Regions from separate parts of the Homo sapiens genome. Here region 1 is linked to region 2. Evidence: chromatin contacts called from ENCODE Hi-C or POLR2A ChIA-PET data. All regions are on one chromosome and are shown on one strand. The core of a region is the stretch at or near the end of the contact, and the rest is flanking DNA. Distances in the headings are between cores, read along the strand shown. Region 1 has its middle 16 kb from the start of LINC00887. Region 2 holds the start of LINC02028 (long intergenic non-protein coding RNA 2028).

Region 1 (3,159 bases), core at 541-3,040, 230 kb after region 2:
AGGAGTTGGAGACTGGCCTGGCCAACATGCCAAAACCTCGTCTCTACTTTAAAAAAAAAAAAAAGGGCCGGGCACAGTGGCTCACGCCTGTAATCCCAGCACTTTGGGAGGCCAAGGCGGGCGGATCCCGAGGTCAGGAGGTCGAGACCATCCTGGCTAACATGCTGAAACCTCGTCTCTACTAAAAATACAAAAAAAAAAAAAAAATTAGCCAGGCGTGGTGGCGGGCGCCTGTAGTGCCAGCTACTCGGGAGGCTGAGGCAGGAGAATGGCGTGAACCCGGGAGACGGAGCTTGCAGTGAGCGCGGCACTGCACTCCATTCAGCCTGGTCGACAGAGCGGGACTCCGTTTCAAAAAAAAAAAAAAAAAAGTAGCCGGGTGTGGTGGCGGACGCCTGTAATCCCAGCTACTTGGGAGGTTGAGGCAGGAGAATCGCTTGCACCTGGGAGGCGTAGGCTTCGGAAAGAGGAGGCTTCAGTGAGCCGAGACCGCATCACTGCACTCCAGCCTGGGCGACAAAGCGAGACTCCATCTAAAAAAAAAAAAAAAAGATGTAAGTAGATATTTGCTGTGATGATAGTTTTGCATTCTATTTTAAAATCTTCTGTCAGTCTTTGTTCAGTGATAGACTTAAGACATTTAAGAGCTGAGAGGGAGCGGAACACGAATCCCCTCAACCCATTTTTTTTTAGGAATATATGAGAGGAATAAAATTCGCTACTGTCTGCTCAAAGTTTGAGTTGGACCCTTGCTGGGGAATGTGAAAAACAAAGCTGTTGGTGACGCTTTGAAAATCAGCAAGGTGTACTATTAAAGGTTAAATAAATGCTATTTTAAATTCTCATTCATTATGATTTATTGCTCAAGTCTCCCTATGAGAAAGAGGGCTACAGTATGCCAACATCACCCCTTTCTGTCTTTGTCATGGGAATGGAATGTCTTTTGAACTGCTAAAGTAGATAATTCCATGCCTGGAAGAAAAACGAAGGCAGGGGGAGGGGAGAGTAGAAGGAAAAAAGATCCTCTCATTTCCTAATAACTGCAAAGGCCAGGAATGTGCCACAGCGGCATTCAGGAAAATTCGGCGATGCGTGCCACCGTTGGGTGCGCGCCCCGTCCCTCTAGTGCCAGGTGGGGGACTGGGAAGCCGCCTCTGCCATCTGCCAAGGACCCACGCGGCCTGAGTGATTTACCCATTCCCGGCAATGGCGAGATTTCTTTCTAAAAAAAAAAGAAAAAAGAAAGAAAAAAAAAATCTTTGTTGTTTCACCGTTGGCCTCTTGGCCTCGAAGGGCAGCGCGCGCCCCGCCTGCAGTCCCCCGGGCCGCGCGGCTGGAAAGGCCTCTCTGAAGGGGGCGTTCCGCTCTGCCCACTGCGACTCCGGCCATTGTCCTCATTCGCCCCGCACGGGGACTGAGGAGGGGGCTTTTTAAGTAGTTCCCCGGGAACAAAGGGGACTCAGGCGCCGGGCTTCATTACGGGCTCGTTGGCCACACCAGCGGCCCCGCCTCTCGCCACAGCCTCGGCCACAACCAGCCCCAGCCAGTGGCTCAAGGCCGCCGCCGCCGCCAGCTTGCTGGCTCCTCCCGGCCCTCCCCCTCCTGCCCCCTCCGTCCCCTCCCCTCCAGCCCCGGGCCCCCGCTGCGCCCACGCCCCGCCGGACCGCTCCCGCCTGCCAGGTAAAAGCAGAGCGCCGGGATCCACCCGGCCCCGGGCCGCTCCAGACCTGCCCCACGCCCTGGCGTGTCCCTTTCCCGGTGGGGACCCTCTAGCGGCCTGAGTTTGAGAGAAGATCTAAGCTAAGCCGCCACAGCGAGGGACCACATTGAGAAGATCGGAGCCTGCCTGGCCGTTGTGAGCCTCCTCTCCTGCGGCTGAACAGACCTAACTGACTACAGCCAGGAGTGGGTCATTCGAGGGTCAGGAGAGGTTTTAGACGTAAAATACACACGTGGGTGACCTCAAACATACTCTCTGAGCCTCTTGTTGAACAAAATGGAGCTAGGCAGTTTGGGGTTCTTTGTTTGTTTGTTTTTACATGGAGTCTCACTCTGTCACCCAGGCTGGAGTGCAGTGGTGCAATCTCGGCTCACTGCAACCTCCGTCTCCCAGGTTCAAGTGATTCTCCTGCCTCAGCCTCCCAAGTAGCTGGGATTACAGGCACGCGCCTCCACGCCTGGCTAATTTTTGTATTTTTAGTAGAGAAAGGGGGTTTCGCCATGTTGGCCAGGCTGGTCTCGAACTGCTGACCTCAGGTGATCCGCCTGCCTCAGCCTCCCAAAGAGCTGGGATTACAGGAGTGAGCCACCACGTGGAGCTAGGCAGTTTTAAGAGTGATCAATAATGTATGAGACACGCTCCTTTCTAGTAGGTGCTGCTTAAATCATAATTAGTGTCATTGTCGCATGGAACCTACAGCATCCAACGTAAGAGGCTTTGAAAAGTGCTTCTGGGCCGGACAAGGTGGCTTCCCCCTGTAATCCCAGCAACTCTTGGGGCTGAAGTGGGAGGATTGCTTGAGGCCAGGAGTTCAAGCACAGTCTGGGAAACGTGGCAAGAGCTCATCTCTAAAAAATAAAATCAATTAGCCAGGCATGGTGATGCCCACCTGTAGTCTTAGCGACTCAGGGGGCTGAGACACGAGAATTGCTTGAGCCCAGGAGTTTAAGCCTCCAGGGAGCTGTGATCACAGCACGGTACTCTAGCCTGGGCAACAAAAGAGACCCAGTCTCTTTTAAAAATTTAAAAATAAAATAAGAATGAAAGTGCTCTGAAGTGATGAGGACCGCAATGGAGCGTCAACAGCAGGCTAGGAAATCATAGCACGTGCTCCTCCACTGAGAGAAACCTCCTCCGTGCGCCCCCTGCTCCTGCCTAAGCTCCTCTGCAGAAGGACCTTCAAAGCCTGGGGCAAGCTCCCCCGCAGGTGCTGCACAATGATAAATCCTGATGCATAAGAGCCCCAGACAAGGCTAATGGGCCACGCGTGGGAAGCCAGGAGGTAATTGAATGGAGAGATTTCCCTGGGTGGCTGGGAGGGCTGCTCCACGCTGAACCATGCCAAGCTCCACTGCTCACAGAGGATCTGGCCAGCGCCCGCAGGAAGTGGGTGAAAGAACATTCACTGGTAGAAAAGAGTGCAGCCTCCCAGGGGAGCT
Region 2 (2,946 bases), core at 94-2,593:
AGGATTGGTGTCTTCATAAGAACAGACTTGCTCTCTCTCTGTGGTCACATGACGACACAGTGAGCAGACAGCCTTCTGCAAGCCAGGAAGAGCACCCTCACTAACAACCTAATTCGCCATCATCTTGATCTTGGATCTCCCAGCCTCCAGAGCCAGGAGAAAATAAATGACTATTGTTTAAGCCACCAGTCTATGGTATTTTAGCAATCATTCATACACACACACAGCATCTGCTTTGTGCCAGCCACTATACAAGTCACTTTAGACGCAGTATCAGTTGATCTCCATTTTACAGATGAGAAAACCGAAGCTTAGATTAAGCAACTTGCCCAAGGTCACACATCTGGTGAGATTCCTAGCCAGTGGTAAATTGCATAACATTCAGCCAACAAACAGAGCAGCTGCCATAAGCAGAGTTCTCAAATAATCATTTGTGTGGAAATCAAAAAGGAGGGCAACACAGTCTCTGCCCTCAGGAAACTCCGGAAGGGAGGAGAGGACAGGTAGGCCATGAGTTACAGGGGGCCACAAACGTCATAAACAGGCGTTTGTCAAAGGCCGCCGGAGAACCGGGAAGCAATGATTGGGCAAATCTGGGAAGACTTCCACAGAGGAGGTGGCAAGCCGGAACAAGGCACACAAATGCCAGGTGCTCGTAGAGGGCTGGATACAATGGGGGCTTCACTACCAGGCCTGTCAGGTGGGGCACCCCCAGAAAATCAGGCTGAGGTGACGGACTGGGACGTCTCGCAGCATGAGGCTGAGTTTAGGCAAAGCTGTCGGGGTCCCAGGACCCATGATTTCCCCCCACCCCCGTCTGCCCCATTCCCAACTTCTCTATGGGGCAGGAACTCGACGAGGGGCACCATGCTGCAGAGAAAGGGCGCCATGCCTTTGGGGCTGGGGCTCGGCAGAAGGTCCTCTGAGCGTGGATTCCAACAGGAGCTCTGCCGCCACCCAGCAGGGTGACCTTGAATACGTCTGCCCGCATGGCTGGGCTTCAAAGACCTTGCCTGGGTGATGTGTGAGCACATGTGATTCCCGCTCACACCAGGCTCTAGGCTACCGTGCAGGCGGGAGCGCGTGGGGTGGTGCAGATCCCTTGCCTCGCCCCGGTGGGGGAGGCTGTTTCTGATTTGGGGGAGCAGGCAGCGTGGGGCCTCCCGTTCAGAGCTCTCTCACCACTGGGCCTGACCTCAGGGCGCCTGGCTGGGGCCAGGAAGGCGTTCGCGTCAGACAACCCCAGCGGGGAAGCCCCCCTCTCCCGCGGGCCAAACCGCAGCTTCTTGCAGCCACTCGCCCCGGCCGGTTTCGGGAGGAGGGCGGCGCTCCGAAGGCGGCCGCGCGCAACGGGGCCTCGGTCTGTGGACCAGCGTCCCCTGAGAAGCAGAAGGGGTGTGAAGGGCAGGAAAGGGGCCGTGCCGGGCTGTCCCTCCCGCCGCCTGCTCCGCGGGTGGCGCCCGGGGCCGGGTGGCAGCGGGGTGTGGGCGGGGAGACGCGGCGGGCGCGGGGGCGGCCGGGCAGGCGGCGCGCGCTCGGAAGTGCCCCCGGGCGGCCTCCGCGGCAGGCGGCTCCTGTTTCCCGGCTCCCGCCCGGGCGGGCGCGGGGCAGCTGCTGGGAGGTGAGCGGAGCAGCGTTTTCCCACAGTCTGGGGCGGTGACACATGGCGCTCACACATTCCACAGCCGGCGGCCGCGCCAGGCCTGGCTGCGAGTCAAGGCAGCGCCGGGAGCTGCCGACGAGCAGGTTCCGACTTTGGCACCCGCCGCGCCGCCTTCCCGCCTTCCCCACGCCCGGCGGGGGCGGAGGGGGACGCAGAGGGGCCCGCGCCGGCGGCTTAACCCTTGGACGTCTAGACACAACTTTGATCAGCAGTTTATTGAATCTCAGTGTGTGTCTCACCCAGGTGCTGAATAAATGTCGAATGCATGAATGAATTACTGAATGAATGAACGAATGAACGAACAAATGAATGGACGCGCGCACACATGCTGTAGGGAGCCCTTCTTGGCTCGCTCACGTAACGCACCTATGCAACAACTGGCCAATACGCTTTCCAAAGCTCCTGACTCCCACTCCGTACATTCTTTGGTGGTGTTTCTTTGAGACAGAGTCTCTCTGTCGCCCAGGCTGGAGTGCAGTGGCGTGATCACTGCAACCTCTGCCTCCCAGGTTCAAGCGATTCTCGTGCCAGGCTCCCACCACCACGCCCGGCTAATTTTTGTATTTTTAGTAGAGACGGGGTTTCGCCATGTTGGCCAAGCTGGGCTAGAACTCCTGACCCTGTCAGGTGATTCGCCTACCTCAGCCTCCCAAAGTGCTGGGATTACAGGCATGAGTCACCGCGCCCAGCCACTCTGTACATTCTTGAAAGGCCCCTGAAGTAAGGGGGGGATGTTGGCACCCCCAGTTTACAAGGAGGAAAGCGACTAGGAGAAGTAGCTTGCTAGGGGTGGCTTTGCACTTCTAGATTCAGATAGGAACCGCCAAAGAGATGGGGAATGGGGAAGCGGGGACATCCCCGTCATCTCCCCTCCCACCATTGGACATGGTAGGCCGGGCGGGAGTCAAGGCAGTGCTTATGCCTCGACTCCAGCCCAGAGCCTGGTGTGAGTGAGCATCACCTGTGGTCAGAGATCAGCCATTTGCCTCTGAGTCGGTGATGAGGGCGTTTGCCAATCTCTGGCGGGACTCCTTCCCACAACTCTCTGTTTACTGATGAGCAGTGGAAACCTTGATCAAAGACTATTCTGGCAACCATTTGACAGAAACAAAAACAATTTGAAAACTGCTTTAAAAAAAAATAGAACTTCCGATTCTGGGGTGGAGATCTGTTCCTATGAGATGGCACCATTCCTGTATTCTGCTTCCCTTGGGCCTCTGTGTGACTCCTCTGGACCTCCAGCTCCCTTACTGCATCTAACTGCCCAGGGTAGAGACTACACT

The links. Hi-C counts contacts between places; a loop is a spot of excess contacts on that map. ChIA-PET counts read pairs that join two places held with the same protein, here RNA polymerase II (POLR2A). Pooled maps may share reads with other maps.
Region 1: a loop to region 2 is called in a pooled map, with 4 times the contacts of the local background. The contact joins the enhancer-like site here to the promoter of LINC02028 in region 2. A Hi-C loop is called at or near these places in 2 of 168 maps with a recorded cell type or tissue (B cell and endometrial microvascular endothelial cells), 13 of 37 single-sample maps with no recorded cell type and 13 of 50 pooled maps. POLR2A ChIA-PET finds 5 or more read pairs at or near these places in 3 of 52 experiments (HEK293, WTC11 and activated B cell).

The regions. Positions count from the first base shown.
Region 1 is chr3:194,295,626-194,298,784 of GRCh38, forward strand. No RefSeq gene overlaps it. Among named protein-coding and RNA genes, the nearest start is that of LINC00887, 16 kb to the right of the region's middle. Within about 2 kb of position 1,791, at least 20 of the 41 ENCODE cell types and tissues checked have a DNase peak (open chromatin) inside an H3K27ac peak, as active enhancers do.
Region 2 is chr3:194,069,627-194,072,572 of GRCh38, forward strand. LINC02028 (long intergenic non-protein coding RNA 2028) reads right to left here and starts at 1,344. Exons shown (of 3, transcript NR_136179.1): 1 at 1,196-1,344. LOC102724877 reads left to right here and starts at 463. Exons shown (of 6, transcript XR_002959666.2): 1 at 463-649. RefSeq lists a silencer at 1,362-1,541.